Regions from separate parts of the Homo sapiens genome. Here region 1 is linked to region 2. Evidence: read pairs that join two places in POLR2A ChIA-PET (ENCODE). Cell type or tissue: A673. All regions are shown on one strand. Region 1 overlaps AMBRA1 (autophagy and beclin 1 regulator 1). Region 2 overlaps ATG13 (autophagy related 13).

Region 1 (5,000 bases), 130 kb before region 2:
TACTTCCCCTAACAGCCTGGGGAAGAGACATAGCAAAGGCCCTAACAACCTGGCTTGCAACCTTTCCTGCCCAGGACAACCAACTATCAAGTAATGTTTTCTCTCTAGACAAGGCCTATATCCCCATACTTAGACACTTGTAACAATCCTACCACTGAACAGAGAGAACACAATGTAAACAAGGAGGAAGAGAGGAAAGCAATAAAATACATCTCTCTGGTTGAAAGACTAAATCTTCAGTAACATCACTGTGGTTCAAATGTGGCAGAAATGCTGTTTCATCAATTCTAAGACACACTTTTCACCTTTGAATGTGTCTGAGGTTGGGGTGTATTTTACAGTTGTGTGACACAGTTTAATTGGCAGGATTTTTTTTTTTTTGATAGAGACAGAGTCTGGCTATGTTGCCCAGGCTGGTCTCAAACTCCTAGCCTCAAGTGATCCTCCTGCCTCGGCCTCCCAAAGTCCCAGGATTACAGCCATAAGTCACTGTGCCTGCCCACTGGCAGGATTTTTTCATGATTTCATAGGAACACATAAAATAACGGCATGTCTTTGAGTCTTTTAAAATACAGAATGTGTGGGACAGGTAAGGGTAGTGAGAGATACAGAGTCTGGGAAAAAAGGAAAATCAAAATTTTGAGAAGAGTATTCAGGTCATTTATGCCATCTTATATAGTACTTATTTATCATTTAACAAACCAGTTCTTCAGGAACTGGGTGTGAGTTGAAGAATGGAAGCAAGGTCTGGGAGCAGCTGACTATCCTAGAATACCTAGAAGCTTGTTCCACCCTAAAGTGCTCTGGAGTTAGTCCTGAATGTCACCACCTGTTGTGTTATCCTCCAAGTGGTCGTTTAGTAAGCTGAGGCCCTTTGGCAAGCAGCATCCTCCACAGTGACCAAAAAACATCCTTCTTGGCTGGGCGTGGTGCCTCACGCCTGTAATCCCAACACTTTGGGAGGCCAGATGGGTGAACTGCCTGAGCTCAGGAGTTCAAGACCAGCCTGGGCAACATGGTGAGACTCCATCTCTACTAAAATACAAAAAAGTAGCCAGGCGTGGTGGTGCGTGCCTATAATCCCAGCTATTTGGAAGGCTGAGGCACGAGAATCACTTGAACCTGGGAGGCAGAGGTTGCAGTGAGCTGAGATCGCACTACTGCACTCCAGACTGGGTGACAGAGTGAGACTGCATCTCAAAACAAACAAACAAACAAACAAACAAACAAAAATACATCCTTCTTAAAGAAACTAATTATGGTAACAAAAGCAAATATTACCCCCAATCTGCTAAGGCAATGACAGTACTGAGTGAGATGAGATGATTTATTAGGAATGCTGTAAAGGAGATTCCTGATCTGAAGGGTTTGCATTAGGTAACTTCAGTTTTAATGACTCCATTTTTATTTTTTATTTTTTGAGACGCAGTCTCACTCTGTCACCCAGGCTGAAGTGCAGTGGCGCAATCTTGGCTCACTGCAACCTCCGCCTCCTGGGTTCAAGCGATTCTCCTGCCTCAGCCTCCTGAGTAGCTGGGATTAAAGGCATGCGCCACCACACCCGGCTAATTTTTGTACTTTTAGTAGAGATGGGGTTTCACCATGTTGGTCAGGCTGGTCTCAAACTCCTGACCTTCTGATCCGCCCGCTTTGGCCTCCCAAAGTGCTGGGATTACAGGTGTGAGCCACTGTGCTGGCCTTAATGACTCCATTTTACAATCCTAAAAGTCTATTTCCCACCTTAACTTCCTACCTTAATTAGGAAGACTTCTTTAAGTTGGAATAGACCCAAAATATGAAGCTTTGTTGCTGGAGAGTCTCTGATGAGGTTCTTTTGGAACACGCATCCCCTGTGCCTACTTACTACGGAATGTGTTGGCAACATTTGCTGCCCAGACAATATAGTGGAACTGGCAAGCCACATATATATGTCACTTTACTGCTAATGCACAAAAGCAGGAAAGCCAATCACCATGAATACACATATACACTGATGAAACATCAGTTCTTCATAGTTACAATACGAGTACTATCTGGAGTAAAAATAGGCTTCTCCAATTGGTGTGGAATAAAGAACTAGAGTTACTAGATGAGTAAACATCCTAGGAATGTTTACCACCATTGCTAGGAACCTCAAAGAAAGATCTTTCTTTTTTTTTTTTTTTTTTTTTTTTTGAGACGGTGTCTCGCTCTGTTGCCCAGGCTGGAGTGCAGTGGCACGATCTCGGCTCACTGCAAGCTCCGCCTCCTGGGTTCGAGCCATTCTCCTGCCTCAGCCTCCCAAGTAGCTGGGACTACAGGCACCTGCCACCATGCCTGGCTAATTTCTTTTTGTATTTTTAGTAGAGACAGGGTTTCACCGTGTTAGCCAGGATGGTCTTGATCTCCTGACCTCATGATCCGCCCACCTCGGCCTCCCAAAGTGCTGGGATTACAGGCGTGACCCACTGCGCCCGGCCAAAAGATCTTTCTTTCCCAGTGTTAGCCTGTTACAGACAGCTGTCAACGGGAAATGGTAGGAGAAAATTGAATGCGATGGCAGTTCTGCACATTCTGCTGTGACCACCACAAACTTGACTTGACTTAATCTATCACAAGAAATCAGGGAGGGCCTAGGAAGGGCTCAGACAAGCTTGTTCAGGTTCGAAGCTGCTATCACTGAAGCTGAAGAAAAAAAAAATACAAAAACACAATACAACCAAACAAAATACTTCCTTGTTTTCTCTACTTGCCTGGTTCATTTTATACACCACTGGTGTCCAAGTGAGGTATACGAGGGGTTGTGCTATTTGATCCATTGGACAGCAAGGGGGAAATATTACAACTTCTGCTATATAATATATAATCATAACACACATGGATTACTCAAAAGCTTTTTTTTTTTTTTTTTTTGAGATGGAGTTTCCCTCTTTTGCCCAGGCTGGAGTGCAATGGTGCAATCTCGGCTCACTGCAACCTCCGCCTCCCGGGTTCAAGTGATTCTCTTGCCTCAGCCTCCCAAGTAGCTGGGATTACAGGCGTCCACCACCACACCCAGCTGATTTTTGTATTTTTAGTAAAAACAGGGTTGCACCATGTTGGCTGGAGCTGGTCTCAATCTTCTGACCTCAGGTGATCCACCCGCCTCGGCCTCCCAAAGTGCTAGGATTACAGGCGTAAGCCACCGCGCCCGGCTAGAAAGCATTTTATTAATAAGGTTTTTTTTTTTTTTTTTTTTTTTTTTTAAGTCTGAAGGCCACTGCTCTATCAAACTATATATTACTTTAACAATACTAAACAGGCCGGGTGCAGTGGCTCACGCCTGTAATCCCAGCACTTTGGGAGGCTGAGGCAGGTGGATCACGAGGTCAGGAGATCGAGACCATCCTGGCTAACATGGTGAAACCATGTCTCTACTAAAAATACAAAAAATTAGCCGGGCCTGGTGGCACACGCCTGTCCCAGCTACTTGGGAGGCTGAGGCAGGAGAATCGCTTGAACCCGGGAGGCAGAGGTTGCAGTGAGCCAAGATCGCGCCACTGCACTCCAGCCTGGGCAACAGGGACAGACTCTGTCTCAAAAAAAAAAAAAAAAAAATGCCAAATACTTAAAGAATAGGATAAGCTTAAATATAAAAAACTATAAGCATATAAAAGTATACCCATATTCGTATATATATAGAGAGAGAGAGAACAAAAGAAGATAATAAAGCCAATGTGGCAAAATGTTAACATTTAGGGAATGTGGGTAAAGGGTATATGGGAATCCTCTATACGTTTTCTGCAAGTTTGAAATTATTTCAAAATGAAAAACAAAAACATACAACACACAAAAATCTTAAAGTAAAATACTGAAAAGAAAGAGATAGCCATTTGTTTTCAGAAGAATTACTCACGGCCAGGCGCGGTGGCTCACGCCTGTAATCCCAGCACTTTGGGAGGCCGAGGTGGGCAGATCACCTGAGGTCAGGAGTTCGAGACCAGCCTGGCTAACATGGTGAAACTCCATCTCTACTAAAAATGCAAAAATTAGCCGGGCGTGGTGGTGGGCTCCCGTAGTCCCAGCTACTTGGGAAGCTGAGGCAGGAGAATGGCATGAACCTGGGAGGCGGAGCTTGCAGTGAGCCAAGATAGCGCCGCTGTACTCCAGCCTAGGTGACAGAGCAAGACTCCGTCTCAAAAAAAAAAAAAAAAAAAAAAAAAGAATTACTCACTTTGTAAAAAGATTTCTTAGAATAGCAACTTGCCCTAATGCTCTACAGCAGGTTTGGTAAACTACAGGCCCCAGGTCAGCTGTCTTCTTTTGTAAATAAGTGGCTACTTTGGAGCTGGCAAGGCAGAACTGAGGAATCCTGATAGAGACAAAGCCTAAAATACCTACTGCCTAGCCCTTTACAGAAGATGTTCGCCCATTTCTGCTCTAAAACATTTGCTTACATAGAATTCTTTAAATTACTAAGGGACAGAACAAAAAAGAACTTGAAATTAAAGTATTGTGCACTGGAAAAAAAACATCAAAAATGAATATTAAGCTCTGCTAAAATCATAATAGGCATATAATTCAAACTGTGAAATCCTGAACATTTTTAAAAGAATACAACTATTTTTTCTTTCCCTGATTAATATTCTGAGTTATGTGCAAAGAAGTTCCCTGTATCAGCTGTATTCTTGATCACTAGGAATACAATTTTTAAAATAGTCAAAGAAAGCTCTGGAAAAGAAAAAAAGTGGTCGGAGCAGATCAACTGAAAGAAAAGAACCTTCACTTCATTATTTTATTTTATTTCATTTTTTGAGACAGAGTTTCTGTCACCCAGGCTGGAGTACAGTGGCGCGATCTTGGCTAACTGCAACTTCTGCTTCCTGTGCTTAAGCAATTCTCTTGCCTCAGCCTCCCGAGTAGCTGGGGCTACAGGCATGCACCACCAAGCCTGGCTAATTTTTGTATTTTTAGTAGAGACGGGATTTCACCATGTTGTCCAGGCTGGTCTTGATCTCCTGGCCTCATATAATCCACCCACT
Region 2 (5,000 bases):
TTCTTTATTTTTAGTAGAGACAGGGTTTTGCTATTTTGGCCAGACTGGTGTTGAACTCCTGACCTCAGGTAATCCGCCCACTTTCGGCCTCCTAAAGTGCTGGGATTACAGGCGTGAGCTACTGCGCCTGGCCTGTTTTGTTTTTTGAGACAGGGTCTTGCTCAGTTACCCAGGCTGGAGTGCAGTGGCACAATCATGGCTCATTGCAGCCTCGACCTCCTAGGCTCAAACAGTCCTCCCACCTCAGCCTCCTGAGTAGCTGAGACTATAGGCATGCACCACCATGCCCAGCTAGTTTTTGTATTTTTTGTAGAGATGGGGTTTCACCATGTTGCCCAGGCTGGTCTCAAACTCCTGAGCTCAAGCGATCTGCCTGCCTCAGTCTCTCAGAGTGCTGGGATTACAGGGGTCGTGGTTTTTGAACTTATTATTCCAACCACTTGGTATAGGGTCTTTACCCTCTTGTTCACATGACATACTTCTGCTCATCCTTCAAGACTCGCGTGCTCTAGAAACTTTCCCCCTTTTAATGGGAGATATAACTGCAGTCTTAACTTAGACTTCATATGCTGCTTTGTTTATATTTGTTTCTAGAGTGTGACTTGCTGGGTGGTGGTGGTGGTTGCTTTTTGGGTTTTTGTTTTTTTTGTTTTTTTTTTTTGTTTTTTTTTTTTGAGACAGAGTCGCGTAGGTTGGAGCGCAGTGGCATGATCTCAGCTCACTGCAACCTCCGCCTCCCAGGTTCAAGCGATTCTCGTGCCTCAGCCTCCCGAGTAGCTGGGATTACAGGTGCGTGCCACCATGCCTGGCTATTTTTTGTATTTTTTGTAGAGACGAGGTTTCACCATGTTGGCCAGGCTGGTCTCGAACTCCTGACTTCAGGTGATCCACCTGCGTGGGCCTCCCAAAGTGCTAAGATTACAGACCTGAGCCACCATGCCCAGCCTGCTATTGTTCTGAGACTGGGTCTCACTCTGTCACCCAGGCTGGAGTGCAGTGGCGCAGTCATGGCTCACTGCAGCCTCAAATTCCTAGGTTCAGGGGATCCTCCCACCTCAGCCTTTCCAAGTAGCTGGGAGTATATGCTGCACCACCACACATGGCTAATGTTTAAAAAAAAAAAAAAATTTTGTAGAGACAGGGTCTCCCTGTACTGCCCAGGCTGGAGTGCAGTTCTGCTTATAGCTCACTGCAGCTTCAAACTCCTGGCCTCAACTGATCCTCCTGCCTCACACTCCAAAAGTGCCGGGATTATAGGAGTGAGCCACTTTGCCCAGCCTGTATTGTGAGTTTTAAAAAATGTTTTTGCTTGCCTTATTTCACATTAGGATTGATGCAGATACTGTTTCAATGTATTTTCACTGATAGATTATAAGGCTGTATGGTATAATGAAAGGTAAATAGAATTTGGAGCTACACAGAGCCAAGTTCAATCCCAGCTGAGTGACTTTAGCCAAATTACTTAACCCCACCCCCCCCAGCACTTTTTTTTCCTGCTCTGTTGCCCAGGCTGGAGTGCAGTGGCACGATCTTGGCTCACTGCAACCTTCCCCTCCTGGGTTCAAGCGATTCTCTTGTCTCAGCTTCCTGAGTAGCTGGGACTACAGGCACCCGCTACCACGCCCAGCTAATTTTTGTATTTTTAGTACAACTCCCAAAGTGCTGGGATTACAGGCGTGAGCCACCATGCCTGGCCCAGCAATTGTAATTCTGAAAATTTTCCCAAAGAAATTAATTGAGTTTGTGGGAGAAGTTTTAGTCTCAAGGTTGTTTATCACAATTTTTGCAGTAATGAAAATTAGAAACAACCTTTATGTTCACACTAAGATGAAGATACCCCCAAAAAAGAATAAAGAAACAACCTTGGCCGGGCGCAGTGGCTTACGCCTGTAATCCCAGCACTTTGGGAGGCCAAGGCAGGCAGATCACCAGGTCAGGAGATCCAGATCATCCTGGCTAACATGTGAAACCCCGTCTCTACTAAAAATACAAAAAATTAGCTGGCTGTGATGGCAGGCGCCTGTAGTCCCAGCTATTTAGGAGGCTGAGACAGGAGAATGGCGTGAACCCGGGAGGCGGAGCTTGCAGTGAGCCCAGATTGCACCACTGCACTCCAGCCTGGGCGACAGAGTGAGACTCTGTCTTTAAAAAAAAAAAAAAAAAAAAAAGAGAGAGAGAGAAACAACCTTTATGTCCAAGAATTGGAGGACTGGTTGGATAAAATGATAGTCATATGGTGGGATACTGTGGAACCATTTTAAATGATTTAGAATTTTTAATTATAAGGAAAATTCCATGACGTATTTATTAAGAAAAAACAAGTCATCAAAATAGCATATAGACTGTGATTGCCCTTTTATTTAGAGAAGAGGCTTGTTCGATTATAAGTTGATATCTATTCTTTTTTTTTTGCTTATCTATACCTTTTAATATTTTTATAGTGACTGTAATGCTTTGAAATTAAAAATTTTTTAAACAAATATTTTAAATTTGTCCTTTCTACAGGGAGATTCCATGGAGCTGGAAATATGGTGTCTTGAAATGAATGAAAAGTAAGTGCTGCGTCTTAGGGTCCTTGGTTGTGGTTGCTGAGGATAAAGTAGATGACATCATGTGAAAAGCAGGGCTTTGTTTTCAGAGTCAGGGAGGGCATTCTGACCACTTAACAAAGCCAATAGGTCTTTGCTACAATTTGCTTCATCCTTGGCTTCCAGCCTGGACACAGAGATGACCTTCAGAGGGAACATCAGTCCAGAGAGACTCAGATACTACAGGGAAAGGAGCAGCAGAAAAAGCTGAAAAGGCTTTGTTGTTTTCCCAGAGTACAGCTAGTTCTCTGATTAAATCCCTTGCGAGCTCTTGTAATATGACTACTCTGTTTTGTCTGTTTTCTGTGTGGCAGCCATCCAATAAGATTTCCCCTCCCTGCTCCTTTTTACAGACTGTATGGGTCATGGATTGGAAATGCATGTTATTTCCTTTCCCCATTTTCTTCTTTCAAGGCAGATTAGCTTATCTCTTGCCTGAAGCTTCAGTTTTCAACAAGAGTATATAGGAAAATTGAGGAAACATCAACACATCAAAAGAAAAATCTTAGTGATAAGTATATGTGGTGGACATTAATTTTCTTTATTGAATAAATGCAATTGCCAGGTTATGACCCAAAATTTTAGAGCCAAGCTGACTTTTCTGCAGACTTCTGTTAGATTATCGAGATAGACAGCTCATAGGATAGTACATGTTTGCACCTTCAGTGTATATAATTGCAGTATTTATTTATTTATATGTTTTCAGATGTGCTGCTTTATTTCTAAAAAAAAAATAACCACTTTGAAGCTAGAAAAAATATATTGGGTGCCTTTTGGTGCTCATTTGCCTGTGTCTAGTACATGAGAAAGTAAAACATTGGCTTACCTCAGTAATCTGTTGATAAAGGTGTAATTAGAGTTCTCTGGTTAGTCAGAACATGTCTTAATAATAAATTTGGTCTTGTGTAGCTCCAGCGCTAAATAGAAGAATGCTGACCATATCTTTGTGCCTGGCAGGTGTGATAAAGAAATCAAAGTTTCCTACACGGTGTACAACAGACTGTCATTGCTGCTGAAGTCCCTTCTTGCTATAACTAGGGTGACACCAGCCTATAGGCTCTCCAGGAAACAAGGGCATGAATATGTCATATTATACAGGTAAACAGCATAGATGGTCATCTTGATTCACTCATCAACCCCCTCACTTTGTACATTGTCTGGCATTTAGATGTTCTGTGATGATGTTTTGGACAGTTGGTTGGTTTGTTGGATTATTGATGCTGTCGCTTTCATGTGATCACTATCCAGCCTGCCTTATGAACCTCACCCTTCCAAAGCCACCAGGTTTATTATCCTTTTCTATATGCACAATCGTGATTCCTGTGGAATGGATGTTGAGGTCCTAGTGATAAACATCTTAGAGCTAGGGAAGGAAGTCAAGAGTTTTATTTATTTATTTATTTAGAGACGGAGTCTCGCTCCATCGCCCAGGTTAGAGTGCAATGGCGCGATCTTGGCCCATTGCAGCCTCTGCCTCCCGGGTTCAAGTGATTCTCCTGCCTTAGCCTCCCGAGTAGATGGGACTACAGGCACCCGCCACCATGCTCAGCTAATTTTTGTATTTTTAGTAGAGACAGGGTTTCACCATATTGGCCAGGCTGGTCTCGAGCTCCTGACCTTGTGATCTGCCTGCCTCAGCCTCCCAAAGTGCTGGGATTATAGGTGTGAGCCACGGCACCCGGCCTGGAAGTCAAGACTTTGAAAAACAGTCTATACTGGGAAGATTCCACAGTTTTCTGTATTCCAGGGTTAAATTAAAACTTTGTCTAACAAACTGTTAACTCAGTTTAAGTTTTTAATTAGTTGTCTGTGGATATAAAGAATGGGTCAACAGAGTATTTTCCTTGGAGCATTTCACCTCAGCACATTTATTGAGCACCTTTTTAGTGCAAGCATTGTGCCAGGAGAACTTAAGAACTATACAGAGGCCCAGCATTAGAGGTGGTTTAATGTAGTGAGGAAAACAATTTGATACATGTATAATTACTTTTAAAAAGCAGGATTTGAAAACTGCAAACCAGAATCAGGAAAAAAAGGTACTGAGAGAATATAGAAAGATAAAATTTGTTCTGGTTGGTAAACAGTGCAGTTCTTATGAAGGAAGTAGCATTCAAGCTAGCCTATTAGGGAAAGAGAATTTGAGCTGGTAAAAGTGAGGGAGAATAATTATTCCAGATGGAGAGTTCAGCAGCTAGCAAGGCACAGAAGTGGAGGGCAGGGTCAGAGCTCTGCTCAGATTGTCAGATGAACCAGAGTGGTGGAGTAGAGGGTATGTAGCAAAGTGTGAGAGAAGAGCTTGGAATGCTGGGGTCCCAAATCTACCAAAGATGCCTTTCTTTTGTATTTAGTGATAAGCCATTGGTTTAAGCCTTTGCCTTACATGTATAGAGCTGATTTTTAGACGAATAGTAT

What was found. Peaks named below come from ENCODE experiments on the same cell type or tissue, not always from the same donor. Only the 100,000 strongest peaks of a DNase experiment are listed, where the experiment ranks them.
Region 1: POLR2A ChIA-PET joins it to region 2 with 8 read pairs; 4 of 35 experiments call an interaction of 5 or more read pairs at or near these places.

Annotation. Positions count from the first base shown.
Region 1 is chr11:46,514,274-46,519,273 of GRCh38, forward strand. All of the region lies in intron 7 of AMBRA1 (autophagy and beclin 1 regulator 1), which reads right to left. Among named protein-coding and RNA genes, the nearest start is that of MIR3160-1, 65 kb to the left of the region's middle. In A673, no CTCF peak of the experiment used is centred here; no DNase peak of the experiment used is centred here.
Region 2 is chr11:46,646,632-46,651,631 of GRCh38, forward strand. It overlaps ATG13 (autophagy related 13), which reads left to right. Exons shown (of 19, transcript NM_001346311.2): 6 at 2,506-2,552; 7 at 3,546-3,686. Among named protein-coding and RNA genes, the nearest start is that of ATG13, 32 kb to the left of the region's middle. In A673, no CTCF peak of the experiment used is centred here; a DNase peak (open chromatin) is centred at 2,900; H3K4me3 peaks cover 469 bases; H3K27ac peaks cover 1,553 bases.